Linked DNA regions of Mus musculus: all the other regions are linked to region 1. Evidence: chromatin loops called from intact Hi-C (ENCODE). Cell type or tissue: left cerebral cortex. All regions are shown on one strand. Each heading gives the region's core, and the rest is flanking DNA. Links, peaks and the distances in the headings are about the cores only.

Region 1 (5,764 bases), core at 271-5,270:
ACTCACAGGCCAGGAGAAGGCATTGGACCTCCAGGATCTCAAACTGGAGTTACAGATGGTTAGCTGCCAAGAGGATGCTGTGAACCAAGCCGGCTCCTCTATGAGAGCACCAAGTGATCTTAACTGCTGAGCCATCTCCCCTCCCCCCCCCCCTTCCTTTAAGATATGTTCTCCCTAAATAGCCCCACCTAGCTTAGCTACATATACCAGACTGGCTTTGAACTTACAGTTATCCTTCTGTCTCTGCTTCAGATGCTGGGATCATACACATGTACAACCTGCTGGATTCAAGTGCTAACATTTCTTTTTTAAACACTAGATGAGAACTCAATTTTTCTCTAATGAGTCAGAAATTAAAAATTATAAAATTAGGTAAATCCTATAAGTTTTATCATAATTTTAAACAGAAATTCAAGCACTATTAATATTCTTTCTGGAAGATGTTGAAGGACAGTTTGTACAAGTAAGTTTTTCTTATGAGCTTTCATAATCAACTTCAGTTGGGATGGCGACCTACTGCCCTCAAAGGTCTTTCCTTAGGGTTAGCAGTGTAGTTTGGTGGCTAAACAGTACTCAGTGTGGTGGCTTGAATGAAAATGGCTCACAGGGAGCAGCATTACTGGGAGGTGTGGTCTTGCTGGAGGAAGTATGTAATGGTGGGTGGACTTTTGAGGTTTCAGATGCTCAAGCCAGGCCCAGTGTCACCATATCTTTGTGCTGCCTGTACATCTAGATGTAGAACTCTCAGCCTCCTCTCCGGCACCAGCTCTGCCTGCATGCCATCATGCTTCCCGCTGTGAAAATGGACTAAACCTCTGAACTATAAAACAGTCTCAATCAAATGTTTTCCTTTAGAAAAGCTGCTGTGGTCATGGTGTCTCTTCATAGCAATAGAAATTCCAACTAAGACAACCAATAATTACAATGTCTTAGGCTCAATCCCCCAACAGGGACTGGGGGAAAGGTGGAGATCTTTCAAGAAAGATGTTAGTTAAAGTCATTTTGGGTAAAGCACACCCAAGTTGGTTATCAATCACTCAACAAGTATATGGATGGCCTAAAATATGAATGGGACTTAGCCCAAGCCTTTTCAGGCTCCAAAGCTTACAGTCTACTTGGCAAGACACAGTATGGTTGAAGTAATATGTGACTATGTGCTAAAAACAAAGGGTGTAAGTTGGGCAGTGGTGGTGTACCCCTTTAATTCCAGCCCTCCAGAGGCAGAGGCAGGTGGATCTCTCTGAGTCTGAGGTTACAGAGTGAGTTCCAGAGAGAGAGTACAGTGAAACTCTGTCTTGAAAAAAAAAAACCAAAAAACAAAAAAGAAGTAAAACCAAACCAAACCAGAAACATGTACACATACATACATACACACACACATATACATATACTTCATAACTGTATTGAGAGAGGAGATTCTGCTGTGGGCTGGTTTTTCACTAACTGCAGATGAAGGTAGGCTGTGGCTGGAAGGACGGCAGGATTCTGAAAATGTTGAGAAAGATCCTGCAAGCAGCCGTTTAGTTTGAGAAATTTGTTCACATCACATCCACTGTCATTTCTTCTTTCCTCCTTCCTACCTCTGGGCAGGAATCAACCACACCTAACCTCATACTCATTTGATTGCTTCAAGAAACCTTGTAAGGCGCACAACATACCCTCGATTTACAGGCGGGAAAGTGAGGATGAGAAGACTCGAGCAGCTGGGTCAGAACCGGTGTGTTCTGCCGTGTGGTCTCGCAGCGGGGATAGTGTGGGAAGGAAGGAAAGCAATAGCCCTGTGGGGCACATGAAAAGACAGGCTAGCTCCGGCTGGCTCCGAAAGCCAACCGAAGATTAAACCTAATTCCCTCCAGCAACAGAAGGGTTTCTAACATTTCAAGAGGAAGGGTATTAAGTGACTGAAAGACTAACCACCAGTTAGGGAAGAGTTTTAACAACGGCCCAAGTGAGAGACAATGAAGACATAAATTAGAATTACCAAACAACTTAAGTGTTGTAAAATTTTACTTTTAAACTACCAAGAATTTTGTAACACCCATTCCCCTCCCCCGCCCCTCCACACAGGTTTCCGGTTTATAAATCAGTTTCAGGGAGGCAAAACTTCTAACCAATAAATCTCGGGATTAGCTACTAAAAACCAAAGGGCACAGCTGACCAACAAGTAACGTCATTTCCCCCGTTCAACAACTATTAATATTATCAGAGGTTTTTAACAGGCTTAGTAGGTTAATTTTGGAACTGTCAATAATATAGCAGGAATCAGGCGTTCACAAATTCCAAAGTTCCCTTTTGCGGGGGTTGGGGGAAAACGAATGCCTTTTAAGCAACTCCGTTTACCGAAGCTTCCAAAGACTTTTCAATTTTCCATTCCGAAACCGCGGGATACTGTCAACTGAAGGGAGACTTATTTCCATATTAAAGCCCTAACTAACCTCCACGAAGCAAAGATCCAATCAACATCTGCAGACTAAGCGAGGCCAGGCCTACGGTGCAAGAACGCCCTACATCCTAGGCAACTCCAACGCGGGTCTGCTCCAAGACGAAGTTCTCATCAATTGGAAATTAAGTTTAGGAGAAAAGCCTACCAGCAACTAACCTCCTGCTTTTCCAGCCCCGATTTCACTCAAGTCCTCAAGGGGACGTTTTCCCAAAGTACACCGCAGTGCCACTTCTGGAAGATGACAAGCGCCCTGCCATGTTAGCCACCTCCCAGGACCCAGACTAAGAAATGGGGGCGCTCGGGAAAGTTTCCCCAAGGCCCGATCCGCGCCGGAAGAGGCGTTTTCGGGAGTGAGTATTGCTGTGGCAGGCGCCAGCCTTACTCACCGCGACCGGGCGGCCGTGCTCCGGGCCGTCCGCTGCGTCCAGGCGCGCGGCCGCCGGGGCCGAGGCGGGGGCCGGAGCGGCAACCGGGGCCGTGGCGGCGGCCGGCGGCTGCCGGTGCTTGCCGGCGCGCTTGGCCTTGGCCTGGATGCAGCGCTGGTGCAGGGCAAAGGTGTGCTGGCGCTCGAGCTCCAGGCGCTCGGGAGACACAGCCTCGTAGCGGGCCTCACAGGTGCTGTGGTGGCGCCGGCACAGTTCGATGCGCCGGCGGAGGCGCTCCATGACCGCGCTGTGCCGCGGCAGCGCGAACTCCGCCATGGGGCAGGTGGGTAGCACCATGGGCCGCGGGCGGCACTGGCCGGGCCCGGGCCTCCCGGCGCCGGCTGCCACTTCGGGTTCCTCCGCTTCTGACGGCCCGGATCCGCCTCACGCCCGCGCCATGTCCGGCCGGGCTGTGGAGCGGGCTCGGGCGCGGCGGCGGGTCTTCCTCCGGCCCCGCTCGGCCCGATTCCAGGCCGGGGAACACCGCCCGCCTCAGGCTTCGGCCTGTCCGCTATACCCCTGCCCCATTGTTTTCCGCGCCGCTGCCGCCGCCATCTTAAAATTGTTTTCGGGGCTTTCGGAAGAGGGCGGGGCCTGGGCCGGCGAACTCTGCGTCACTGCTGATGGACCGAAGCTCTAGCCAATCAAAGGAAACCCGCTGCCCGAGGGCGTGGGGGACAAGCACGTCAGGAATTTTCGGGTATTTAAACTGAACACTCTGGCGAGGAGGGAAGCCCGAGGCGGGCTCAGTGCGGGAGAGTGAACTGTGACTGACGGGAACCTATCCAAGAAGAGCCACGTTTTCTGAACACCGCCCCCTGAAAGCAGTCCCTTCCGGGTTCGTGAGGAACGCGGGTTAAGTCTGAGTGAGGTGGAAGCCTTAAGACCCAGATGTCCAAAGCTGTCTATCTTTTTAGTCCACCCACACTATTTCGAGGTCAGCCATTTCCGACCTCATTCTTTACATACAGCCACGTAATTGATCAGAATTGTTTTGAGCTTGAGCGACCTAGTAGAGATAGTTATCACTGACTGGTACTGTGAGCAATAGCTCATTACTTGGAGGGGTGAGGGTGGGAAAGAGCCTCAATACTGGGGACTGGAGTTATTTAGATCTACAGGGGCATACACTTAAAAACCGACTGATATATAAAATTGAGTCACTCAAAATCCAATCCAAAGCACTGGGTTCCAGTGATGCCACTAGCAAGCAAGTGAGCGAAGGTAAAAAGCCAGGAAAGGACCAAAAAATGTTCTGGATGGTTACTGACACCCAAACTGCCATAGGAGATGCTGGGAGGCTTTGCAATAGAAGACCTCACGAGCCACTCAAACATGTCACCCTTTAACCTCTTACTAGAGTTCATTAAAGTTTTATTTTTAAAATCACAAAGAAAAAAAGCTAACAGCCAAGTGTTTTTATACACATGGAGTTAAAATAAGAAAAAGGAATTCTAAGTTTTTGGTGGCGGGAGTGGCAAAGATAAGTGAGCACTGCTTCTTCCCAGTGCCAAGCATTACAATCAGCACTCAAGTGAAACCAGCAGCTTTTGTATGCAGTGATGAAGGACTGAACCCAGGACCTCATGAGTACGCTGCAGCTGTCTTCACATACACACTAGAAGAGGGCATCGGATCCCATTACTGATGATTATGAGCCACCATGTGGTTGCTGGGAATTCAGGACCTCTGGCAGAGCAGTGGGGTACTTAGCTGCTGAGCCAACTCTCCAGCCCACCATTAAACTGTAGTGTCAGGTACCCCAGATTGCCCTCAAATATATTGTCTGAGGCTGGCCTGCCTCTGCTTCTGATCACACCATTACGCCCAGTTAGAAGTGCAAGGTTATCTTCAAAACTCTATAGTGTATGGATTCAGGACGCAACCTAAAACACAAAATATCCTGGGCATGACTTCCAATATCCTCAAATATGAAGCCTGAGAAACTTTTTTTCTAATAAAAGCTGTTAAAAGATATATATATATATCCTAAAGAATAGTATCTAGGAGGACAGGGTGTAGCTCAGTGGTAGAGCACTGGTTCAAATGCCAGCAATGAAAAAGTTTTTGGGCTGAGGTCCATTTTACACAATGGTAATGACTAAACCATCACTTAAATACAAAACTAAATTAAGGTCTCCTATGAGAAAAGACTAAATTAACCATTATTCAAACAGTAAAAACATTCAGTGTTATGATACAGATATTTAACACGGGCTTTAATATAATGTCATTTAGCAGTGTGACAATCTGAAAAGTGGACAATAGAAGAGTACTACTGGCATGGACATTTTACAACAAGGAGTCCAGCATAGAAAATCAGAATATAAGGGCCTTTATCTATCTTAATTCAGTGCCAGGAATCAGACCCACGGAACCTTGCACACGCTTAGCAGTTCTACCTACTCAGCTACAATACCTGCCCTCTACGCTTTTTTTAAGAGCTGAAGACTGCTGATCATTTACTAACGAGTCAGGTATTTAAGGAGGCTGGAGCTTCAATGGAACCTTGAGGGAGGAAGAGGGACCCAAAAAGGCAATGACCACCACCAGTGACATAAATAAACCTGTCATTGTACAGCCTGGGTGAATATAAAGTAGGCACAAAACAATGTCAATGTAGAATGATGAAACAGATAAACCGATTTCTAGAAAAGCAATCATCCCCATGTTTGCTTCAAGGAGAAACCTGCAGACATGTATTCATTTCTTGCTAGTAACTGTTTATTTCACTCTATACATTTGGAAACGTCCGCTACATAGCTATGGTCACTGTGACCACAAACAACAGATGGTGATAAAGCACTGAACAGGAAGAAAAATGCATTCCACCCTCAAAAGAAATGAACCAGTGTTTATAAAGACAACAGATACAGCCTTCATCCTTAACAAATAT
Region 2 (5,764 bases), core at 547-5,546, 73 kb after region 1:
AAGGCAGCATTTCCTTTCCACCTACATCATTGGATGCTTTCTGTCCTGCAGCTCTTAAATCTGATCCTCCTGCCTCCAACTCTCTTCTCTCTCTCCTGTCCCTGGCCCATGCAATCTAAAGACCCACCTCTCCTTTTCTGCCCAGCCACTCTGAATCTTTCTTCTTCTTCTCCTTCTCCTTCTCCTTCTCCTTCTCCTTCTCCTTCTCCTTCTCCTTCTCCTTCTCCTTCTCCTTCTCCTTCTCTTCCTCCTCCTCCTCCTCCTCCTCCTCCTCCTCCTTCTCCTCCTCCTCCTCCTCCTCCTCCTCCTTCTTCTCCTTTTTTAAAGGAAGAGCAACGCACTGTATTAGGAAACACACAGGAGCACTGACACAGGATACACAGGAAAAACCAAGCAGAGAAGTCAAGTCTGGGCTCACTCTTGGTTAAATGTCACCAAGGGGAAAGGCATTGACTTCTTTCCCTATTGTGTCACCGTTGCATTATCGGTGACTCTGAGTTTATTACTAATGTGCTCAATCAATGCAGCAGGCCAAGGCTTCTGTAGCTTGGCAGTGTCACGGGGACCTATGTTCTGCCTTCCTCCATTGTTAGCATGTGACTTAGGGTTGCCTTGTGCTCATGGTTGTCACTGATCCACATTCTCGACTCTTAGTTGTCCGGAAACGCAACTGGGACCCGGTGTCTGCTCCTGTCACTGTCACCTTCTAACCCGTAGCTATCATAGTGAGTGTGGGTCAGTGTGTGGAGGGGAGAGGACATGGAGGGGAGGCAGGAGCTCGCCCGGGGCTGTGGTCGAGAAGTGCGCATGCGTGCTAGAGAGCTTGGGGGCCCTTGCTGCTGGGGATGACTCTGGTTTGGGGGAGAAGGGGCGTGCACTCCAATCTCCCTGGAATCTGATCTTCAACCATGCAGCATGGAGCTTTCAGACTGCAGTCTTCCCACGCGGGCCCTTCCCCCATGCTTCCCTTGCTTGCTGCTTTTCGGGCACGCGCTCAGCTTTTCCCCTGTTTGGTAATTTTTTATTATCAATTGAAGGCAGCTAGGGGCAGGGACCCTCAGGTCTGGAAGCCCAGCTCTTTGGAGCCAAAATAAGACAAAGCTTTAGAACCAACCCCCCAACAGTTTTGAGCCACCTAGGAACTGAACCCAGGCCCTTTGCAAAAGCAACAGATGCTCTCAACCACTGAGCCATTCCTCCAGCCCTGTGTTGGGTTCTTTTTTAGTTTTTGTTTGTTTGTTTATTGGTTTTTCAAGACCGGGTTTCTCTGTATAGCCCTGGCTGTCCTGGAACTCACTCTGTAGACCAGGCTGGCCTTGAACTCAGAAATCTGCCTGCCTCTGCCTCCCAAGTGCTGGGATTAAAGGCGTGCGCCACCACACCAGGCTAGGCTTCTTTTTTAATTTATAGACATTTCCGTATACATACTGAGGTGTCTTAGAGGACTCAAGTCTAAAGAAGAACTTAATTTTATTTCATACACATAGTGTAGCCTGAGGTAATTTATTCAATGTATATGGTATTTGCCTGTATGACTATGCATCACGTGTGTGCAGTCCCTGTGGAGTCCAGAAAAGGACCTCAGATCCCCTGACTGAAGTTGCATGGGTTGTGAGCCTCCTTGTGGATTCTAGGGATCAAACTAAGGTCCACTGAGTCACTGTTTCAGCCCCTATTTGATTTTTTCCCCCTTAAAACCAGGTTGCACTCGGTAGCCCTCTTATTGTTGGTTAGAATCACAGCAATCCTCCTGCCCCAGTTCCCCAAGTGCTGAGATTACAGGTGTGTACCACCACAACACCTGATTTATCCAGGCCTGAGGATCAGACTCTGGGCTTCTCCAGTGCCAGGTAAGCACCCTGCCCACTAAACTATCTCCCTAGCTCGGAGATAACAGCTCAGAGTGGGAAGGTTTGTTCCAGTCCACAGTGTCAGAGGTTTCAGCCACAGTCTCTGGGTCCTATGGTTGCACAGTGTAGCATGGTGAGAGCACTTGGAGGAGCCGCTGTGTTCAGATGTCAGAATGCAGAGAGGATGGATCCAACATGCCCTGGGGGATACAGGGCTAGTGACCTCCTGCCTCCTTCTAGGTCCCACCCCCTAAAGACTCCTCCCTGTAGGTTTACAGTCTTTAGCTATGTTGTGTAAGTTTCCTCTGAGATTGAAACATTCCATCTTGCAGGGAAGCTCCTTAAGCAGGGAGGTAAACAACTCAAAGAGCTTCAGGAAGTCCCTGAAATGGACCAGATTCACTAGGCCCCTCCCTGCCAGAGTAAGCAATAAAAGATGAGAGTCCCTCTCCCATAAACAAAAGCTGAGCTGCACAGAGACTTTCAGAGGAGAAAGGCTTCCAAGACTCTGAGACCAGACCAGCTGTCTGGAGGAAGCAGACACCAGCTGAGCTACCTTGGAAGAAGCTGAGACCAACAGAGGACCTGGCAAGGCTACTCTCCAGCCTGTTGAGTGGCCTGCAGGCTGTGCAGTGTGCTCCAGGTTCCCAGCTTTGTGAGCTGTCATTCTTGCTGGGGCTGGGCTTCGGTGATGCAGCTGTCTTTGAGTCATGTCTGCTCCTTAATGACCCCTCACCCATATTCCTGTAAGTCATCACAATAAAACTCACTGGTTCCACCAGATTGGACTTCAGCGATACCTGTACTCTGGTGTGTTTCGGGTTCCCTACGTGGGATGAGCACACGTGTGTTGCATCTCCCCAGGAAACGTTTTGCTACACAACAAGCTTGAAGGCCTTTGGGGAACATTGCAGATCCAAACCATGAAAGTGCCAATTTTTGTTCTGGTGAATTAAGTCACTCAAAAACATTTTAGATTTTGCAGTGTTTTGGATTTCCAATTTTTCAGACTAGCCTGGGTTAACAAGACACGAGAAACAGGAGCGAAATTCATCGTAAAAATCTGTTAGTTAGCCAGGGGGTGACAACACTGGCTTTCGATCCCATCACTTGGAGGCAAATGGATCTCTGTACGTTAGAGGCCAGCTTGGTCTACAGAGTGAGTTCCAGAACAGCCAGGGCTACACAAACCCTGACTCAAAAAAACAAATAATTAAATGGAAAACAAACAGTAAAAACATGATAAAAAATAAAAACTAGTTTAGGAGACACGGCTCAGCAGTTAAGAGCACTTGTAGAAGACCTGGATTCAGCACTGAGAGCCCACACACTCTCACTTTTACCTCTGTTGCAGGCGATCTGATGCCCTCTCCTGGCCCATATGGGTATTACATGTATGTGACAGCCTTACATTCAGGCAAAACCCACCCATACACATAAAAATAATAAAAATGGAATAAACGCAGGTCTCTCCTCGGCTTGAAACTTGACAAGTAGGTCAGGCCAACTGGCCACAGAGATCTTCTTGTCTCTGCCTCACCAGCACCAGGACTGCCAGAACATGCCACCACACCTGGCTTTTTTTTTCATATGAGTTCTGGGGACTGAACTTTGTTGTACTAGAGCTTTACCACCTGAGCCATCTCCCCACCTGAGGAGCTCAGCTCTTATGAGGGGAAAACAGACGAGCAGTCTACTAGGAAACACAACCTGACAATCTGGGAACAGAAGGACTTGCAAGAACATGTGTAGGTTAAAGGGGAGAAACAGGTTGTGACCACTGCCCTGTGACAGGCCAGCAAAACATGTAAGACAACTGGGGAAAGTTGGTATGTGTGGGTGCATGTTATGTGTAGATGCTGAATGTGTGTGTGTGTGTTTTAAATGTATGTGTTGTTCTGTATGTATGCCTGTATGCCAGAAGAGCTCATCAGATCCCTTTATAGATAGATGGTCCTGAGCCACCAATGTAGTTTTGGGAATTGAACTTAGGACCTCTGGAAGAGCAGCCAGTGCTCTTAACTGCTGAGCCATCTCTCTAGCCCCAGGAATGTGATACTTTTAAAAAGATTTGAGGGAGCAGAGGATGGGGGAAGACCAGGTGGGTGCAGTGCCTGCAGATGTCAGATAAGGGCATTGAATCTCCTGGAACTGAAGTTACAGATAATTGTGAAATACTGTGGGTGCTAGGAATTGAACCTGGATCCTTTGCAAGAAAAGCAAGTGTTCTTAGCCCCTGAGCCATTTCCCCACCCCACAATTGATTGATTGACTGATTGGTTCATTGATTTTGAGACATGGTTTCTCTGTATAACAGCCCTGGCTATCCTGGAACTCACTAGGTAGAACAGGCTAGCCTCGAATTCATACAGATCTGCCTGCCTGTGCTCCCTGAGTGCAAAGATTAAAGGTGTTCAAACACTAAGCCTAGCTCGGCCCGTGTTCCTTACCTCTCTTATCAATTTGGTCCTAATTGACTCAGTAGACTGCATCAGACATTGCCTCTCATGCCCGATTCCTTCGGTCACGCCTGGCCTTCCTCTACTGTCTTGATATTTAAAGATATAAACTGGCAAAACCCAAGTGCTAGCAGCTAATCCAAGGTCCTGCTTTCTTCCCAGTCATGAGGAATTGAATGTACCCTTGTACTATGAGCAGAAATAACGGAGTAAACCTATAAAAAACTGAGCGCAGGGTTTCTGTCAGAGGAAAATGAGCAGCTTCAGTGGCAGCGAGGTGATGGCTGCACACCACTGTGAACAGACACCACAGCCCAAATTATACAGTCCCAGCTGTCCCATCTCTAGGACAGCACAGCTGACATAGTGTGTGTACCCGTTATTCCAGTGCTCAGGGGTGCAGACGGGACAATCAGAAGTTGAAAGTTATTCTTGCTTTTGTGAGCTTGAGGGCAGCCCGGGCTACATGAGGCTGCCTGAAAAACAAAACAAAAGCAAGGAAGCAAATAAGTAAATAAAGATCAGGAAAATGGGGGGGGGGCTAGCTCACTTGGTAGGATGCTTGCCTAGAATATACAGAGTCCTAGGTTTGATATCCAACACTGCATGAACTGTGGGCATAGTGTTATACCTCTGTAATCCCAACACCAGAGAGAAGGAAGCTGAAGAAACAAAAGTGCAGGGTTATCCTCAGCTAAATAGCAAGTTCCAGGCTAGTTTGAAATACATAATATCTTGTATCAGAGGAGGGGAGCCATCTAGAAACAGCATTCTAAGTAAGACATTTGAGAAAAATCTAGCCAAGAAGTGCAGAACCATATGGTATGTATTACTGCATTAGCTATATTAATTACTATGCCTGTATATTTTCCTGTATTAGTTATACTAATTACTGTGTAGCTATGACCAAACTAACTGACTAAAGAGAAGAACATCTGACCTGGCAGCTGAAGGCCAGGCGGTCCCTGTCAGCCTGAGACCAACTCAGCTACCACTCAGGTCGAGATTCAGCATGTTGCGTGGGTCCACTCCCCAGCATCTACTCCATCTATGAATTGCTGGAGCACGTGAAGGAGCCAGTCCTGCAGAACCAGAGAGAGCCACAGGATCACCAAGACTCTGGGCAACAGCAGGATGGACTAGAGGAGACTCAGCAATGGTCCAGTTATTGGTGATGCATCAGAAACTGGAAACTAGGCCAATGACTCATTGTTACAGTGAACATTTGCATGTAAAGCTCTTTGGGCAAACGCACACACACACACACACACACACACACACACACACACACACAGCTTCCAATGCCACTACAGTGAATGAATACATGATGGGAAAGATGGAGGAGCAGAGCGGTGTGTGCACTGTAGAGAGAGGTGGAACTAGAGACAGGACAGTTGTGACAGGTGTGCGAGAGAGAAGGCTGCAGTCGATGGAGGAACATGTCATTGCCTGGTA
Region 3 (5,764 bases), core at 490-5,489, 55 kb before region 1:
CTACCTTGTGTGGACCTAGGCAGGTAGATCTTTAATACTTAATGACACTTGTTACCACAGTCACAGGGTAAGACCCTGGCTTCCTTGCACTGCCCATGGACTGTCCAAGATGGCGCCTCACCTCTCCCAGCACCTGGTTACCCATCTAATATATTTCTAGCCCAGGCGTTGCCCTTCTCTCTGCTGGGCCTGGACAGTGGGTCTGGGCAGTACCTCATCTTTACAACAGCTCACAGGCCTGCTTGGCATCTGTAGGTTCTTCTTCCGAAGCGGGAACATCGAGCACCCGGAAGATAAGCTCTTCAACACTTCTGTGGAGGTGCTGCCCTTTGATGTGAGTATGGGCCGGCTGTGGGTGGGAGCTGACAGCGCCTCCTTCTGGCCAGACACTTCAACCCTGCTGCTTTGCCCTTTAGAACCCCCAGTCAGAGAAGGAGGCCCTTCAGGAAGGCCGCTCAGCCACTCTCCGGTACCCTAGGAGCCCAGATGGATACCTCCAGATTGGTGAGTAGGGCGGGCCTGTGTGGGCTGGGCTTTTGGGTGTTGCTTTCGTGTTTACATCTAGGCACCGCGCTCCCACAGGCTCCTTCTACAAGGGTGTAGCTGAAGGAGAAGTGGATCCTGCCTTTGGCCCCCTGGAAGCACTACGTCTCTCCATTCAGACTGACTCCCCGGTGTGGGTCATTTTGAGTGAGGTAAGATCAGCTGGGATGGGACTAAGCATCTAGACCATAAGAAGTCCCAAGACTCCTGCTCATCCTAAGCCCGACTCTTCCAGATCTTTCTGAAAAAGGCCGACTAGAAGGCTTCCAAGGGTGCTCTGTGGCCGGCTCTGGAGCCCACGGTTCCGAGGGTGTCGCTGCTACTGCTGCTGCTGCCCCAGAGGACCAGGCATATCCACCCCACCTGGAGGGTTCTGCCTGGCAGGCGGCTCGGGCTGGCCTGGGGTTCACCGCTGGCCCGGAGGCCCCAGAAGCTGGTGCTGCTCCTGCCCGCCGGGCCGCGGGAGAGGCAGGCGGCCCCCCACACTGTGCCTGAGGGCCGGCCTGCTGCCGCCCAAAAAGAACTGAACCGAACCGTTTGCCCCTGGCCGGTGGTCTTGAGCCGGGCCGTTAGAAGAGCTTTTTCTTGGGTGCCCGCCGTGTGCGGCGCAAACACTGGAATGCATACACTACTTTATGTGCTGTGTTTTTTATTCTTGGATACATTTGATTTTTTCACGTAAGTTCGCATATACTTCTATAAGAGCGTGACTTGTAATAAAGGGTTAATGAAGTATGTGTCTCATAGGTGAATGTTCCCAGTTCTAGCCAGGCGTTTGCATGTTGCCTGCCTGTATTTGGCCTATCATTTTGGGTTCCCAAAACTTGCTGGTGGTGGGGATAGGGAGGGGGAAGGCTGGCTCACCTGTGCTGCGAGACTATTACCCACAATTGGCTGGCTCCTGGCAGGTTACTTGGTGAAGATGACTTTGACCTCTGTCATGCCAAGGACTAAGTCCCAGACCCTCCTTTACCATGTCAAGTGTCTGTTGGCATACCTCAACGTAACGTCATGTTTACTTAGCAGGAAGGTCGTGACCACTGAGTCTGTAACTGGGGGTTTCATGCACCCAAAGTTGTGTCTACTTATCCTATAGGAATTCTCGTCCAACGAGTTCTCAGATCCTCTTGGTCTAGCATCACATAACCCAGCACAGCTATTGTACAGACCTGAGCCCCTGAGTGCTGGGGGTGGGGTGGGGGGGGGTGGTGTCCACAATTTGACATCATCTCCTCCCCTTCTCCCTACCCCGCCCCCATAGTCCTTAGTATCTTTGTCCCAGCTTGTCTCATATAATAGGATCTTGGTGTGTGTGAATGAGGGGGAGGCACACTGTTGGAAAGGGACTGAGACAGTCAGGGAGCCCTGGAACTCACTGTAGCTCAAGCTGGCCTTGAATTTATGCCTCAGCTTCCCAAGTACTAGGATTGCAACTCAGAACCACAGCGCCTGGCTCATACGGTGGTCATCTCTAAAATAAATGGCCATCTCCACCCGCCGGAGGGCTTTCCCACACATTCTTAGGCCTGTTTAAGAGCATTTTTGCTGGCCAGGTAGGTTAAAAGTCATTTTGAGGTGTATTGTCAGTAGGCCTACCTAAGTCCGGTCCTCTTCAAACATCCAGAGATCCACTTGAGAGAACCTATCACTGACTACATTTTTGGCCACACTCACTGCTGTGTGGCCTTAGCTGGGGTGTCCTGAACCTCTATTTGGAGATTCAGCACTGATCAAAAACAGGGACCCAGATCTCACTTAGGAAAAGACTTGATAGGTTCTAGTTGGGAAGTCAGGGCTGGGTGTTGGGGGACACGAAGGCATACAAGATAGAATCCAACACCTGAGGCTCAGCTTGAGAGGAAGGTGAGCCCCAAGTACAGAAAGGTGGGTGAGGGGTGGCTATCTCTGGAAAGAAATGTCAAGGCAGAGGTAGCTGCGCAGGCAAGGTGTTGTCTAGAAGACAGTACAGTGATAAGAACGAATCCAAGCCTGCCTATGCTGGCCTATCCAAGCCTCCCAAAGCCTGGCTGCATCTGTCTGGGGTTTGGGCTCTCCAAGCTGCGGTAAGCGACCCTCTCAGACCCAGAGAATGCAGACGGAACCGTCGTGGGAACTTTAATTAAAAACTGGGATTCGGGGGCGGGCACCCCAGCGTTTTGTTCGAAGATCTCCAGTTCTGCTGATTCGGAGGGCCTTCGCCTCAGGCCATCGGCAGGAGCATCTGGAGCCATCTGAAGAGCGCAGTCCGTAGCGTGCCGGGGAGGAAGTGGACTAGCAAGCCCAGTGCAGCCATCGCCACCAGCAGCCAGAGTGCGCGCGCGCTCGCGTATAGGGGAGTCAGCCTGCGGGTGGCGCTCAGCGGGAGCGGAGCCAAGCCCCCCCCGCCTCCACACAAGGCCCCGCCCCCTCCATGCTAGGACTGCCCCCAGGCCTAGGCCCTCCCCCTCCAGACTAGGCCTGCCCCGCAGGCTCAAGCCCCTCCCACTCCGGGCTACACCGGCTCGCTAGGGCTAGGTCCGCCCACCCGCTGTCCCCAGATCTCTTTCCATGGGTCCCCTGTGGCCGATCGCCGCCTCCCACCCTTTGAGCGGCGTTGGGGAGCGACCCTCCCCTGCAGTGCTTTCCCGGAAGTCCGGCCAGAGTTACCTGAGTTGCGCTGAGCGCGCGTATCCCTGGAAATAGCGGAGGCGCGCGAACAGGTAGAACAGTCCGCACAGGGCTGCGGCTCCTGCGAGAGTCGATGCAAGGCGACGCGGTGAGCACGAGCTCCCGCCATCCGGGATCACCCCCACCCCCGAAGTGTGCCCCCACGCTGCCCCGCACCTTCGTGGAAGAAGATGCCGGCGACCCAGAGTGTGGCGAGGAACAGCGGAAAGTACTCGCTGCAGTTTACCCTGCGAGGGGTAGGCTGGGTGAGCGCGTGGTTCACCTTGGCTGACACCCGAACCCGCCCGGACCCGCCGCGCTCACTGGGCTCGGAAGACGCGCTCGAACTCGGGAGGGCCAGAGGTGAGCGGCGGCGACACGTGGAAAGCCCTTCGTGCAGAGATCACCTGTAGGGAGAAGTAGGCTGCGGCCGTGGGGGTGTGGGAGTCAGGTGTGGTGCTCCGCAGATCTGGAGCGGGATCCGTCCCTTAGTTCCCCTCTCCTTGCCTCTCACTGAGCGACTCTCTTCTAATGCCCTTCTCCCACCTGCCCCATCAGTGGTGTTCAATGGAGAGGCCCTGTAGGCCTGAGGGTTGATTGACTAGGGTGATGCGCGGCTGAAACACCTGCCGGTGGGAGGAACCTTAGAAGACTTTACTCCTGAACGATTTGACTTGCAAAGCACAGGCAAATGCCTACCTCCCGTTCTGCAGGTCTGGACCCCCTGCGTAGGCAATGGACCAGGGCAAAATTGGCTGTATTCTTTAAGGAACAAGGAAGCACACGTTCTGTGGCTAAGGGACCCTGGTTTCCCCTCTACAGAATCAGCCAGAAGGGACTCTGCCACAAGCCAGAGTCAGTCTAGCTTGGGTCTCAGTACCACCACACAATAGCATAAATTCTTGTCTCAGTTTCTGTTTAGACATCATGGACCCAGCCTTAAATCTGGCAGATACTGTGCTCCAGATGCGTGGAGTTGGGACTCTCCCAACCTAAGCCCATAGCTATTCCACTAGTCACTGTATTGCACTCCCAAACAGATACCAGCTCCCACCACAAGGCAGGCACCTCAAGTGGCCCCTCAGCAGGGTGGCCATCCTTCACCTGGTCCTCCCCTGTAGACACTCCTTAGAGAGTGTCTATACCTGCTCCAGGGAAGTGGGGACTTCTCAGCTGGAACTTTGGCCCTCCAACAGTTCTTGAATTGCTTGGACCTTGGTACCAGGAGGCTAGCCTAGAAGCCTCCTGTCCTTCTCCTGAGCCTGGGCCTGCCAGCACCCCAATTCCCTACCCCAGGAGCCTGAAGAGAGCAGACTACAGGATGTAAGATCCACCCACCTCCCAGACAGGAGCCAGCCCACCTTGCAACAGAACTCCCACGAGGGTGACGGTAGCCAGAAGAGCCACTTCGTCCTTCATGTTGCCAGCCACAGGCAGAATTAGCTTTGGTGTTCTTCTTATCGCCCAGTGTGCTACTCAGACGCTGGCCCAGGAGAGGAAGAGCCTCGGCGCTCTCCACCCCTTTGCAGTAGAGGCGGGGAGGGGTGGGGATATGACTGTATCCACAAAGGCAGGGAGCCTGGCCAGGCTGGGAAGGTAGAAACCAGTGCTGTGGACAGCTTGACCACTTCCTTCCAGTTGTTCCTGGCCTTTCCGTGCTTAGTCCTGTGGTGGCGGAACTCATGCTGCTCACCCAGGCTCCCTCTGACTGCTCACCCATGCCCCCTCTAGCCTTGTGTGTTTCCAGCTACCATATCATCTAGACCCTGCATCCTTGGTAGTTTCCCACTGGCCTTTCAGACTTCCCCTTCATCCAGGGTTTACCCTAGGCTCTGGGCTCCTGGACTCCCACCCCTGACTTCCCCTACCCCAGTGATGACTGGGTCTGTATTCCCATCCAGGGCTACTCTGTAATGTCTAGTGCTGACACACCCTTCCCAACTCCCTATGGCTTCATAATGTCCAGGTGTCCCCAGCCACAATGGACCTACCCATGTTCTTCTTCCTCCTTGGCATCCTGAGGCCCATCCCCCTCAGAGCCCCAAAGGCTCATGAATGATATTTTTTATCCTTGGTTATGGGGAAATACTTGTCTCTAGGCTGGTGTATTTGCCCAGCATCCTACTTGGCTCCAGGCACTGACCCTTCCCTTCCTTAGCCTAGTCCTTTCCACACCAGACAAAGCTGACAACTCCCCACCACTGCCACACTTGTGGTGTAGTCATGTGTGCCGATGTTGACAGAAGAGAGACCCAGTTCTGGAAACTTCCATTAGCAGTCTGGGAAAGGAAGCTTAAGAGTACAGAAGCTGAGAAACTCTTGTTGTCGAGCCCTGGGGGCCACCTTGTGTGGTGTGTGCTCCTGGACTGTTCTTCCTTGTGAAATAGCCACTTCTCTTTTCCGATGAAGCTGGTTTGAGGTAGATTTGGTCAGCAGTGGCAAAATCCAGATCCATCTGGAAGAGTGGACGGAGCCATAGGTGAAGGGCGTGAACCAGCACAGGACAGGAGAGGAGCGTGTACTGGGGAACTAACAGGTCCTAGGCCACACTCCTGTCCCTGCAGCCAGCTTGGCC
Region 4 (5,764 bases), core at 400-5,399, 66 kb before region 1:
GGCTGGACCCCTAGACTACTTCCAAAGGCTGTCCTAGAACATGGGCTGAAGGCTGTGATCATAACAGCTGGGTGTCTACAGGCTTTTAATCCCAGCGCTGGTCTGCATGGTGAGTTACAGGCCAGTCAGGGTTTCATAGTGAGTCACTGACTCTGAAAAAGTAAGGTGTGTGTGTGTGTGTGTGTGTGTGTGTGTGTGTGTGACTGTGTTTTTCACTGTGTGAAAATCTAGAACAAAGGAGGAAAGGCCTCCAGCTGACTTTCAAAGGGAAAGCAGGATTTCTCTGGGCCCATATGGCTCCGTTTTCCCTGAGTGGGTCCCTAGGACCTGATGCCGAACCTCAGGTGAAGGTATATTGCCAGCTGCAAGGCGACATGCAGAGCTAGGAAGTGTCTGAAGGGACTTTAGGTGGCAAGCAGGCCCGGATTAATTAATTACTACAAAGGCAAAGACAGTGGAAAACAGGACACGTGCCAGACAATGCTGCCATTTTCAAAGGAGGAGGCTGGAGGTAGCCAGGCTGCTGTGAGGTCCTGCTCCTGAGACATGGGCTCTCCCTAACCCCAATTTCCTGTTTCTACAGAGGCTCTGCTCCCTAGACATCAGGGACCTTCTCTTATTCCTGTTCCCCTACTCCAAGGTAGCAATGGGAGAGGGGAAATCCGTGTGCTCACCTACAGTCCATGTCCTTCAGATCCACTGGTTTAATCATTATAGCATCTTCCTTAAGTCATCCACTTTAGTTGATGTTGAGTGCTTCACCACTCAGCTATACTCCAGCTCTAATATACTTTTTGTTGCTTGATTTCTAGATTTCTTTTTAAGTATGTGCATGCCTACACACTGAGCTTAGAGGTGTCTATTTCCCTTAGTTCCAGGTAGCTGTGAGCCACCTGTAAAAGCTGATGGGGACCTAACTGGGGTGGGTCCTCTGGAAGAGCAAGCGGTTAAGTACCTTAACTACGGAGCCACCTCTCTAGCCTTATTTGTTTTTAGGACAGTTCCACTGTATAGCTCTACTTGGCTCAGAATTTTAAATTTTCTATGTATATCAAGCTGGTCTTAAACTGTTTTGGGGGCTTGGGGAATGACAACATGGGCTCACTATGTATGGCTCACAGAGCTCCTGCCTTTGCTGTCTGGCTGCTAGCATTGGAGGCATGTCACACACTATACTGGCTCCACTGTTGTTGTTGTTTTGTCTTTTAAACAAAATTAAAACTTTATATGACTAAAATGAAGACCTACTATTTTTTGCACCACAGAGAAGACTCCTATGAAAACAGGACAACACACCAGGATACTTCCCCTCAGAAGGTTCCAACAAGATCAGGCTGTACTTTGCTCTAAGTCACTCCAAACTGTAAAACAGTGGCTTTTGGACTGTGCCTTGCCTTCTGTAGCTCCCCACCCCAACTCTGCCCCCAGAATCTTAGTATGCAGCCTTGGCTAGCCAAGAATTCTAAATGTAGACCAAGCCTTCCTTAAACTCATAAGGATCCTCCTGCCTCCTGGGTATGGGTCACTTTATTGTGCACGCAAGCGTGTGCATGTATGTGTGTGTGTGTATGTGAGATCACCACTGCAGCTTCTACTTTACTGAGACCATCACCCACCCAGCGTGTGATCACCCCTCCCCCCGACCCCACCCCCGCACGCGCTCACGGTCATTCCAAGCAGGGTCTTTCAGGACATCATACGTGGATGGCACTGTCGTGCCATAGACACCATGCAGAGATCGGAGAACCAATTGCAGCAGTCATTTCACTCCTTCCACCCTGTGGATTCTGAGGGATGGAACTCAGGCTTAGTAGCCGTCACCACTCTGCTCTTAGGTAGTAGCTCCATTTTACAAAGTAGCTTCTGGTTCCATTTTGAATGGTGATGAGACTCAAGAAGGGAAGTAGATTTGGCGCTTCCAAAATGCATGCCCCGAGGCTGCCTTGGCTCAGTGAGTCCTTTCATTGTGTGTCCAGTTCCTGGTTCCGCAGAGGCATGGAGGGAAGTCTGTAATAAGATGCAAGAAGAGACAGCAATAAAGTCTTAGGCGCCGCTGTACAAATAGGAACCAGAGGCGCCCCGCCCCCGCCCCCGGTCACCCTGCGGACCCGTGATCCTCTAAACTACAGGTTGAGCCTGACTCCCGCCCACAGCATGCCTGGCACCGGGAAGCTAGTCGGCTGGGCTCCGGAGGGTGCTCTCCACCTACAAACAACGGCTCTGTTACTCCTGAGAGCGGCCCATTGTCCTTGTTCGATAGAGTAGGAGCGCCTCCCCCGGTCCGCAGCACACTCTCCGAGGCACATCAGAGAATGCCCTGAGAAGGGAGTACTGGTGGGCGCAAGAGAGAGCAGCTGGCACTTTCTGGCTAGCCTGCTAGCTAGAGATAACCTCAGCTCGGCTACAGCGGGCCCCTCCCATGCCAGATCCTCTCTGTCGGGAGGAGGGCTTGAAGGTCTAGGTGTAGGGACTTGCTCATGGGATCTTCTGAAAGGAGACTTGGGGGAACAGGCATCTCCGCCGTCTGTCCCTGCTGCACAATAGCTGACCCTCATTCATCACCACTGTAGCCGCGACTTTCCTGGGGCGCGCTATTCCACGCGCGTGCCACCTTCCCAAGGCGGGCCCGCCGGGATCCCGGGAGCTGGCCTCCTACCCCGCCCCCTCGCGGTGCTCCCAGCGGCGGCGAGTGATGCGGCCCCTTTAAATCCCGGCCGCCCCGCCCTTCGCCCGTCGACTCGGCGGCGGTCCCGGATCCAGCCCGGCCGCGGCTCTTGCCGCCTTGCCCCAACCCTGCTCGGCCCCGGCCCAGCCTCAGATCGAGGCCGCCAGCACCGCGCACCGCGGAGGAGCAGCTCGCACGCGCCCTCCACCCCCGTCCCCATTCCCGCCCTGCCTGTAGCCTCCTCTCCCGGGCCCGCAGCTCCTCCGCGCTCCGGGGCCGGGGCCCCCGCCGCCTCCGGGCCCCCGTGCCCCGGCCCCGGTCCCCCGGGCCATGCGGCCTCGGCCCCGCCGGCGCCCGCCGCGCATCGGGGGAGATGAGGCTCCGCAATGGCACCTTCCTGACGCTGCTGCTCTTCTGCTTGTGCGCCTTCCTCTCGCTCTCCTGGTACGCAGCGCTCAGCGGCCAGAAAGGTGAGCCCCCACCCTGCCGCCGCCTGCTCAGGCCCGCACCGGGAGCACCTGAGCCTCTCCCATGCTCGCCCCACTTGTTTGCTTTTGGCATCACGAAATTCCCTGGTCAGGCCTGGCCGAGGGGAGCGAGTGGTTACCAGATCCCCGCCTCCGTGTGGCGCTCGGGACTGGCCTCTGCCTGCGGTTATCCCATGCCAGGGGCGGGCGCTTCCACTGGCAAGTTAAGGACCTATGGAGTTCCCACAGAGGGGCAGAGACACAAGGTCACAGAGGTAGTGTACCCAGAGAACCTGGTGCAGGCTCTTGGACAAGAGCTGGCACAGTATTGTTGAGACAGGTGAGGAGATAGAGCCAAGGTATCCATCTCCCTGCCCCATCCACTGTTGTGCTCTGCAGCAGCCCTGCTCCCGTGGGCGCTGCTCCCTGGGGGCCTACAGCCTCCTCCATGGCACCGAGCCCCAGGGTTCCTCTGTAGGGCCTCTTGAATAGCTAGCCCAGAAACCCTGATATGTGATCACTTTGTGGGGTTTCCTTGGCCTTTCCTGGTGCAGCTTCGAAGCTTGGGCTTGCTGGCCAGTCCACACTATGGCCTCCCAGCTTGGCCAGCCGTCTTGGGAGTAGAAGGACACAGGTCCTAGCACTGCTAGGAAGCCCCCTGAGCTAGGTTGAATGGTTTAAACTGAGTGGGAGCTGAGGAGTTCAGAGACCATGATCCACCCAGCCTGGACACAGGAGACTCTGAGCTGCTTCCTTCCTGCCTGCCTTCTGTTCTTCCTGTCATATCAGGCTGAGGTGGGCTAGCTCTCTCCCTCCCTCAAGCAGGCTCTCTGTTCCCAAAGGTTATGCTAAACGGGGAAGGGGAGGTCCAGGAAGAGGCCTGTGGCAAGTCCAACTCCTGGCATCAGGCTCCTGCCTGCTCAGCCCAGCCTCACCTCCTGTAGCACTTTCCCTATTTTAGTGGTAGTGGAGGTCTGGGCTGGTCTTGAGAGAATCACAAGTCAGGAACTCTAAGGAGAGATTCGATAGGGCCTGGCACAGAGAGAGTGTGGGATGGAATGAGCTATCAAGGGAGGGTATGGCCAGGGGACGGTTCTCTGAAGGTAGGGTGTGGCATCCAGAAGGGTACATTTTGAGCCCTTGGGAGAGTAGCCATGGAAAGCTATGAGGGCTGTAGTGGAGCCGTGTCGGAAGAACTGGGATCAGGTTGTTCCATTGTGGTTAGGGCCATTAGACTGTGTCTCATCCTCATTTGGTAGTGGTCCCGTGTGCTTCCTATGACAGTCACATGTCTCCATCTGATGTTAGGATACCTCCCGAGGGAGCAAGCCAGGAGACTAGCATTCTGAGGGCCTGGGGAGCAAGATCAGAGAAGAGTAGGGCTCAGATACAGAGTTCTTCCTCCTGAGGACAAGCCCTGTATGCATGGAGAGAGAGAAGTGACTGAGTGTAGCCTCAGGGCTGTACTGTTTCCATGGGTATCCAGCAAAGCCAGCTGACTAGAAGTCAGGAATCTTGACTGTGGGCCTTTCTCATTCTTCCACACAGACAAGTCAGTAGCAAACTCAGCTAGTCAGCCACTAGATTGAAGCTGGTTTCCACTTTGTAGCGGATATGGGGCTCAGGAGAGGAGGGTCCAGTACTTAGGGGAAGAGCAAAAGAACCGGAAGGGAGGATGTAGGCGGGGAGCCAGAGAGGAAAGAGGCAGCAGAAGCAGGGGTCACCCTAGAGCCTGGGTTAAGAGTGGGAAAGACTCAGACTTGGCCAGGTGCACCTAGGGTTTAGGACTCAGGTTCAAATCCAACCTTGGCTTTTATCTGTTGAAGCAGCCAGACATTCAGGAATCAAACTATAGCCTCAGCCAAACAGCTGCAGAGCTTGGACCTCAGGGAGACAGAGCCACACAGTCCTTCTCAGTGTCAGGGCCACGCTCTCACTGGATCCTTGCTCTCCTAGAGTCCTTGGGGACCGCACGACCCAGAGACAGAGTGGACACCTGCCACTCTCCACCTCGACTCCCTTCCCCCTTGCAGGTTTACAGCAGACCTTGGGCTGGGCTTGCGGTCTTCCTATGGCCCTGAGCCTATTTCCTCTAAGTACATATACAAAGTTTATACCCCAGCTTGGCTCCAAAATCTGTTTTCTCTGCCAAGAGAGAGCCAGGTGGAACACTGTGGTTTGTAGTCCTCAGGGTGTGTTAATTACCCTGCTTGTAGGGCATCACATGTTCCACACCCCGTGGAGTCTATTCTGGCACGGTCACTGCTGCAGTCCTCACCTGGGGCTAGGTCCAGCCTGCTTTCCTGGGATTGGAAGGCATGGAAGCCAAAATCCTCTGCTTCCTAGGAAGGCCTATCCTGACATGCTCCAGGTACCCAGAGAGACCAAAGAGTCCCCAAGCCCTTACCACTGACCTACCTCACTATCCCGCCCACTAGAGATGTGGGGTACCAGGATGGTCTAGCTTTAAGAACAACCCATGACCATGTGGTGGTGGCACATGCCTTTAATTCCAGCACACGGGAGGCAGAGGCAGGTGCATCTCTGAGTTTGAGGCCAGCCTGGTCTTCAGTGTGCGTTCCTGGACACCCAGGTTTACACACACACACACACACACACACACACACACACA
Region 5 (5,764 bases), core at 562-5,561, 86 kb after region 1:
TGAAGGAGGACGCCGCCTCTGGACACCCGCCTAGCCTGGGCTATAACTTGGGATACAGAGACTCTGGCTCAAACAAAGAAGAAAGCACACGAAGACCAAAAGAGCAGTTAAGAAAAAGCACAAAGAGAAAAGCAGATCTTGGTGAGTTCAGGGCCATCCTGGTCTACATAGCAAGTTCTAGGCCAGACAGGGATATATAGTGAGATTCTGTCTAAAAAGAAAAAAAAGAAAGAGAGAGAGAGAGAGGGAGAGAGAGAGGGAGAGAGAGAGAGAGAGAGAGAGAGAGAGAGAGAGAGAGAGAAAGAAAGAAAGAAAGAAGGAAAGAAAGAAAGAAAAAAAGGGAAGAGGCACTAATTAGTCCAGACTGGCCTCAAAACTCCTGGGACCTGAATGCTCTGCTGTGATTAAAAATGTGTGCAACCCATGCCTGGCCCAGAAGCTGAACTTTTTCTGTGAGGAAGCTTTGTGTTGGACAATTTACATCAAAGGGAATGGCTATGATGTAGCATTTGCTCCCGTGATCAGATACAGATAGTTACATAGTCCCAGTATTAAGTTAGTAAGGATTAAAAGAAAGGGAAAGCCCATGTAGTGAAAGTCAGGCGTTTGCAGCCCTTGTACACAAAAGGATCTTCAAATCCTTCCATTGTTAGAAATTACACAAATACTCAGAGCCTTCTGCCAAACAATTGTCCACCAGAAAATCCTCATTGCGTGTGGTGGCACACACACTTTAATCCTGTCATTCTGGAGGCGGATGATCAAACACTTGAGACCATGCATGACTGCAAGGGGAGTTTGAGGCCGGCCTGGGATGTGTGCAATCAGGACTCAAAACAATAAGGAAAGGACACAATAAGGAAAGATAAAAGTTTTTATCTATGATTATACACTGCATTTTTCTCTTACGATGGAAAAATAACCTCCCATACAACTAGAATAGAATTTAGAGAAACATCGTAGGAATGTGGTTGTGTTGTCAGAAGGGAAACATTTCCCCCCCTTCAGGTGAGAGACCTGGATTGCTAAGTTGCAGTGACTCTCCCATCTCAGCATCTCAAGTAGATGGGACTACAGGCACATTACTGTGCAAAGTGAAAAAAGATGATTCAAACAAAAAACGGTGTGTGTGTGTGAAAATATAGTTGAGTGGTAGGACTGGTTTGCTCAAAGCCTTTCTAGTATGCATTGCTCTTCCCATACATCTAACCAACGATCGCAGGTCATCTAATAAGTATAGGGCTCTCAAATGGTGTGAATTAGCTAAAGAAGAGTAATCTTAGTTTCTTGGTAATCAATCTCATGTCCCAAGACCATGTAGGGGGAAATATACATGTTAAGCAAGCTCTCTACCACTACTATTTCTCTTGTCTTCTTTTTGAGACAGGCTTTCAGTAAATTTCCCAGGCTGCCTTGAACGCACTCTGTTGCTCAGGCAAGTCTTGAAGTTGCAGTTCTCCTCGGCTGGGCTTGTGTTCTTGCCTTTCACCCACCTCCTGGCCTGGAGACTTGGGAGTTCTCACTTTTCGATGATCTAAACTAGTGTTTTCTGTCTCCTCTAGATAGATCCTTTGCAGGTGAGGTCATGTGCAGTTATTCTCCCAGCCTGTCTCATCCGAGTTTCCCTTACACCTGAAGGTTCACGTTACACAGCTCCTGTTGCTCTCTTGAAGTCTTGTGATGCCCTTCTACTTAACACCCTTGCGCAGACTTAAAAGGTCTGAGTTCTGCACGCAGTCTCTGCACCTTTCCTTTGATGACACCCCCCCCTTTTAAAAAACAAACTGTTCAAACTGGATTTAGCCTCCTCAATGTTGCACTTGAAAGAAAAGCGTATTTTTGCCTGTAACCTCTTGTGATGGCTTTCAGAGGCTTACCAATTGTGGTACCTACCGTGGCACCGCCCAAACAATAACTCTTATTGTTAATTTCTAGGGTAGGTCAGTCAGATTCGGAGAAACTCGGGACATCATCCGTATTCTGCTATGTTGCAGGAATTCTCTTAAACGTCACCCATTTACCTCTGTAAGGGCACACGGGATGACCCGGGCGTGTCTCCACCTTGGGAGAGGCCCGTTGGTCGGTCGGGCGCAGCGCTCTGGGGCTGCGTCCTTCGCGCCCCTGGCAGTCTCAGCCTTCCCTCGCGAGGCGCCGCACACCGAGCGCCTCTCGTGCAAGGGCGAGGGGTTCGTAGAGTGCGAGTCCGTTAGGCAAAGTGGGGTACAGGACTAGCTCGGGCACTGGCAGCCCATGTGGGTCGGGACTGACCCCCTAAAGCGGGCAGGTAAGGGGACTGGTCCCAGGCGCCCCACGGAGATCGGGGATTTGGGCGCAGGGGGCGGGGCGGTACCCAGAGGAGGTTTGGCACAACCCGGCCCTCCAGCTCCTACGCGTTCTGAGGAGAAAGGGCATGGCTTCCTTTTCTTCGTGGTGTCTTTCAAAACCGACAGGAGCGCGGATGAAAAGCTGCGGATTAAGGGTAGAACTACCGCCCCTGCAAACCTGAACGAACTCTGGATTACTACCCAGTCCCTGCGGGGAGCTGATTAGCGCCATTCCCCTCCCCCACTCCGGCGGGTAGGTCTAGAGAACGGTTTGAAGGTAGCCGCATGCGCATTAAGTAAAACAAGAAACCGCTGAGACGCCAAGCGCAATAATTGCAAAAAGGCGCAGGCGCAGAAAGAAAAAAAAAAAACAACCAAAAACACCTCGGTCAGTTTATGAAGAGGGCTGAGCCCAAACGCATGCGTGTAATAATAGGACGGCGGGAGAGAGCTCGGGGTTTCTTAATACGCATGCGTCCAATCTCTCTGTGACGCAAGTGGGGCGGGGCCGGCAACAGGGTGCGCGTGCGCAGAGCTTGCTGGAAGGGCTTTATTTAGCCTGCGCAGGCGCCCGCTTATCATTTCTCCTCAGCCACGCCGAGGCTTTTTGTGGAGGTGAGTGACTTTCCGTCTTCGACTGCTGCCCGAGCTCTCCACGGACACCTCTTTGGGTGACGATTGCTTGTCGCTGAGCTTAGGTTCTAACCTGAGGGGCCGTGGCAGGCGCAGGCTGCCCCTGGGAGCCGCGAGTGTCTCGCCGGCGTGGCAGCGCCGCCTAGGCCTGCAGGCCGCGCCGCTTTCTATTGTGTGAGATGTCTGAGGAGGCGGAGCGGAAGCGGCGGCCGCCATTTCCTCGTCTCAACCGTGGCTGTGGGCCAGGGTCTTATTAGCTTGGCGCCTCGGCCCTGGGCGCACTGGGCGGCTTTGGGCATCGGGTCGCTAGCCGAGGCCGGGTTGCATGCTTGAGTCTCCGGGGCCCAGGCATCCTGACGGGCGGGACTCGCATGGCGGCGCCCGGTGCCCGCTGTGCGCCGTGAAGTGGGAGGGCCATTTAAATGCCTGTTTTCTCAGACGCGTTCCTGACCCCCACCCCCACCCCGCAGCCCCGCAATCTGTGTGGACGCCAGGACCACCGAAGGGACGATGATGCTGGGAGCAGAAGGCGGAGAGGGCTTCGTGGTGAAGGTCCGGGGCTTGCCCTGGTCCTGCTCCGCGGATGAAGTGCAGCGCTTTTTTTCTGGTGAGTTGAGGCGGGAGTTGTCAGTGGGGCCCGCGGCTGGGCCGGGCCGGGCCGGGTTGGGGCGGGGCGGGTCTCCCGGGCGCCCCCTAGCGAGTCGCGGCCACCAGCGGTTTCCCCAGGCGGCTCGCGCTCTGTTGGCCGCTGTTACGCAATGGTAATTGCGAAATCCGCACCCCCCCCAACCCCCTTGGGGATGCTGGTGGCCCTGCTGAATTTGTTTTCTTTTAAAACTTTTTCTGTCTCTATGCATCAATCTGTGCATTCTGGAGTAGTCTAAGAAAAATTTAAGTAGGGAAAGATGTGATTTCTTCTCAAGTCGTGTAAGGTTTTGTAAAAAGGTACTTGTAGTGTTGACCTTACCATCTGAATTTAGCTGTGGTAACAGAAAACGATCTGTAAATCGAGCCCCAAGTATACTGCAAGCAATTGCAGGGGGCCGTTGCCGTCCGGGTTTGAGTTGAACTGCAGCTTGGAGCCTTTAGTTGTTAACATTGGTCCCTTTTCGGATGAATATTGAGCTGGAGTTTGGATTTGAATGAAATTGTTATGTGGTTGCTGATAGAGGGAAGCTGACATGGTACCCAAACAAGAAAATGCTGTGAAGTCACCAGATCCAGATGAGATTATTCTGAGATAGTGTACCAAGAGATGGTTAATGGAAACTTAGAGGCAAGGTGGTAGCTTCATTTGAACTTTTTTTTTTTTTTTTTTCGAGACAGGGTTTCTCTGTGTAGCTCTGGCTGTCCTGGAACTCTGTAGACCAGGCTGGCCTCGAAATCAGAAATCCGCCTGCCTCTGCCTCCCCAGTGCTGGGATTAAACGCGTGCGTCACCACTGCCCTGCTCCATTTGAACTATTTTTGAGCATTGAGTTACCTTGTTGGACTAGGAATATATCCTGTATATGAGATAATTTGATCGTGTTCTGCTTGGTCAGTCTTTTTAGGCATGTTTTTTTTTTTTTGGTGTGTGTGATGACAGGAATATGCATTTTATCTGTAGTGGTTTTAAATCCTGTATTAAGCGTTGTTTTCTTTTCAGACTGCAAAATTCAAAATGGGGCTCAAGGTATTCGTTTCATCTACACCAGAGAAGGCAGACCAAGTGGCGAGGCTTTTGTTGAACTTGAATCAGAAGATGAAGTCAAATTGGCCTTGAAAAAAGACAGAGAAACTATGGGACACAGATATGTTGAAGGTTTGATTTACATTGCCCTAGTAACAGTAAACGTTTAAACACATAGAGGTCTTACCCCTTCTGAATTTTAGGTATTTGACCGCATGGAAATGGTCATCTAAGGGAGTTTATGGCAGCTCTTCCTAGTTATCTAAAAGCCCAGGAAATCTGAACTTTGTTCTCCAACTTAATTGACTAATTCTAAGCACCTCTTTCAGTATTCAAGTCAAACAACGTTGAAATGGATTGGGTGTTGAAGCATACTGGTCCAAATAGTCCTGACACAGCCAATGATGGCTTTGTACGGCTTAGAGGACTCCCTTTTGGATGTAGCAAGGAAGAAATTGTTCAGTTCTTCTCAGGTATGTAGTCCTGTTTGTTGCTGAGCAGTGAGGTATGGCAGCTTCTGGCGACATGAATTAGTATTAGTAGACCTTTAAAAAGTTGAATAGTCTAGGTACTTAAAGTAGGCTGTTGAATATATGTTGTTGAATTCACATTTTCTTCCTGGAGACCTTCAAATAACTTAAGCCCATCTTAAAGGTGGAAATTAGAAGTATTTCCAAAGTGTTAACTTTGCCTATATTTAGTATTGTAGTTCAGAGTAGACCTTTGAGGATTCTACTCAGCCATCTTAACTTCCTCATATTGCTGTTTAGCAAAGTACTTCAAGTTAAAGGTAAGCTCTTTTAACATTAGATTAGTGTGAGTCTAGATTGTTACAGTTTATGGTGTTATAACTTATTTTCCGTCATGGGACCAGAAATATTTTAGCTAGTGTAATTCTCTGTATGAAAATTGTTATGAAAGGAACTTGGCTTAGGTAGCCTATTAGAAGTCAAAAAAGTAAATTGTAGCAAGTGTAGGTTGAATGCTTGTAGTCTCAATATGAAAGCAGTATAGAAGTTTTTGAAGTTGTTCTGGGCCTAAAGTATTTGAATGTTTTTATGTTGAAGAGCTGATAGGATTTGCATGCTTAGCAGAATGTTAAATCTTGTATATTTTAAGTACTATTAATACTCTTG

Evidence for each region. Peaks named below come from ENCODE experiments on the same cell type or tissue, not always from the same donor. Only the 100,000 strongest peaks of a DNase experiment are listed, where the experiment ranks them.
Region 2: it touches region 1 in a loop (3-fold over the local background); 12 of 42 quality-filtered maps call a loop at or near these places.
Region 3: it touches region 1 in a loop (6-fold over the local background); 13 of 42 quality-filtered maps call a loop at or near these places.
Region 4: a loop joins it to region 1, with 4 times the contacts of the local background. A loop is called at or near these places in 13 of 42 quality-filtered maps.
Region 5: it touches region 1 in a loop (4-fold over the local background); 15 of 42 quality-filtered maps call a loop at or near these places.

What each region holds. Positions count from the first base shown.
Region 1 is chr11:50,288,897-50,294,660 of GRCm38, forward strand. It overlaps Maml1 (mastermind like transcriptional coactivator 1), which reads right to left and starts at 3,440. Exons shown (of 5, transcript NM_175334.3): 1 at 2,830-3,440. The coding sequence starts at 3,165. Canx (calnexin) reads right to left here. Exons shown (of 15, transcript NM_007597.3): 15 at 5,061-5,764. In left cerebral cortex, for the core only: CTCF peaks have their summits at 2,591 and 2,795; DNase peaks (open chromatin) are centred at 2,650, 3,552 and 4,514; H3K4me3 peaks cover 2,959 bases; H3K27ac peaks cover 1,583 bases.
Region 2 is chr11:50,361,540-50,367,303 of GRCm38, forward strand. No RefSeq gene overlaps it. Among named protein-coding and RNA genes, the nearest start is that of Mir804, 6.5 kb to the left of the region's middle. In left cerebral cortex, for the core only: a CTCF peak has its summit at 3,226 (motif pointing left); a DNase peak (open chromatin) is centred at 3,216.
Region 3 is chr11:50,233,828-50,239,591 of GRCm38, forward strand. It overlaps Mgat4b (mannoside acetylglucosaminyltransferase 4, isoenzyme B), which reads left to right. Exons shown (of 15, transcript NM_145926.3): 12 at 256-334; 13 at 417-504; 14 at 583-695; 15 at 779-1,276. The coding sequence ends at 802. Ltc4s (leukotriene C4 synthase) reads right to left here and starts at 4,705. Exons shown (of 5, transcript NM_008521.2): 1 at 4,551-4,705; 2 at 3,514-3,613; 3 at 3,367-3,437; 4 at 3,190-3,271; 5 at 2,634-2,885. The coding sequence starts at 4,608. The coding sequence ends at 2,744. In left cerebral cortex, for the core only: CTCF peaks have their summits at 2,876 (motif pointing right) and 3,082; DNase peaks (open chromatin) are centred at 1,870, 2,949 and 4,761; H3K4me3 peaks cover 2,008 bases; H3K27ac peaks cover 909 bases.
Region 4 is chr11:50,222,605-50,228,368 of GRCm38, forward strand. It overlaps Mgat4b (mannoside acetylglucosaminyltransferase 4, isoenzyme B), which reads left to right and starts at 2,731. Exons shown (of 15, transcript NM_145926.3): 1 at 2,731-3,135. The coding sequence starts at 3,039. Gm36556 (a long non-coding RNA gene) reads right to left here and starts at 2,617. Exons shown (of 2, transcript XR_388620.4): 1 at 2,210-2,617; 2 at 1-2,007. In left cerebral cortex, for the core only: a CTCF peak has its summit at 2,651; DNase peaks (open chromatin) are centred at 1,491, 1,973, 2,405, 2,657 and 2 more places; H3K4me3 peaks cover 3,066 bases; H3K27ac peaks cover 2,561 bases.
Region 5 is chr11:50,374,864-50,380,627 of GRCm38, forward strand. It overlaps Hnrnph1 (heterogeneous nuclear ribonucleoprotein H1), which reads left to right and starts at 2,815. Exons shown (of 13, transcript NM_001347487.2): 1 at 2,815-2,939; 2 at 3,428-3,564; 3 at 4,605-4,760; 4 at 4,958-5,101. The coding sequence starts at 3,468. In left cerebral cortex, for the core only: CTCF peaks have their summits at 2,360 and 3,686; DNase peaks (open chromatin) are centred at 1,694, 2,750, 3,127 and 3,622; H3K4me3 peaks cover 3,902 bases; H3K27ac peaks cover 2,491 bases.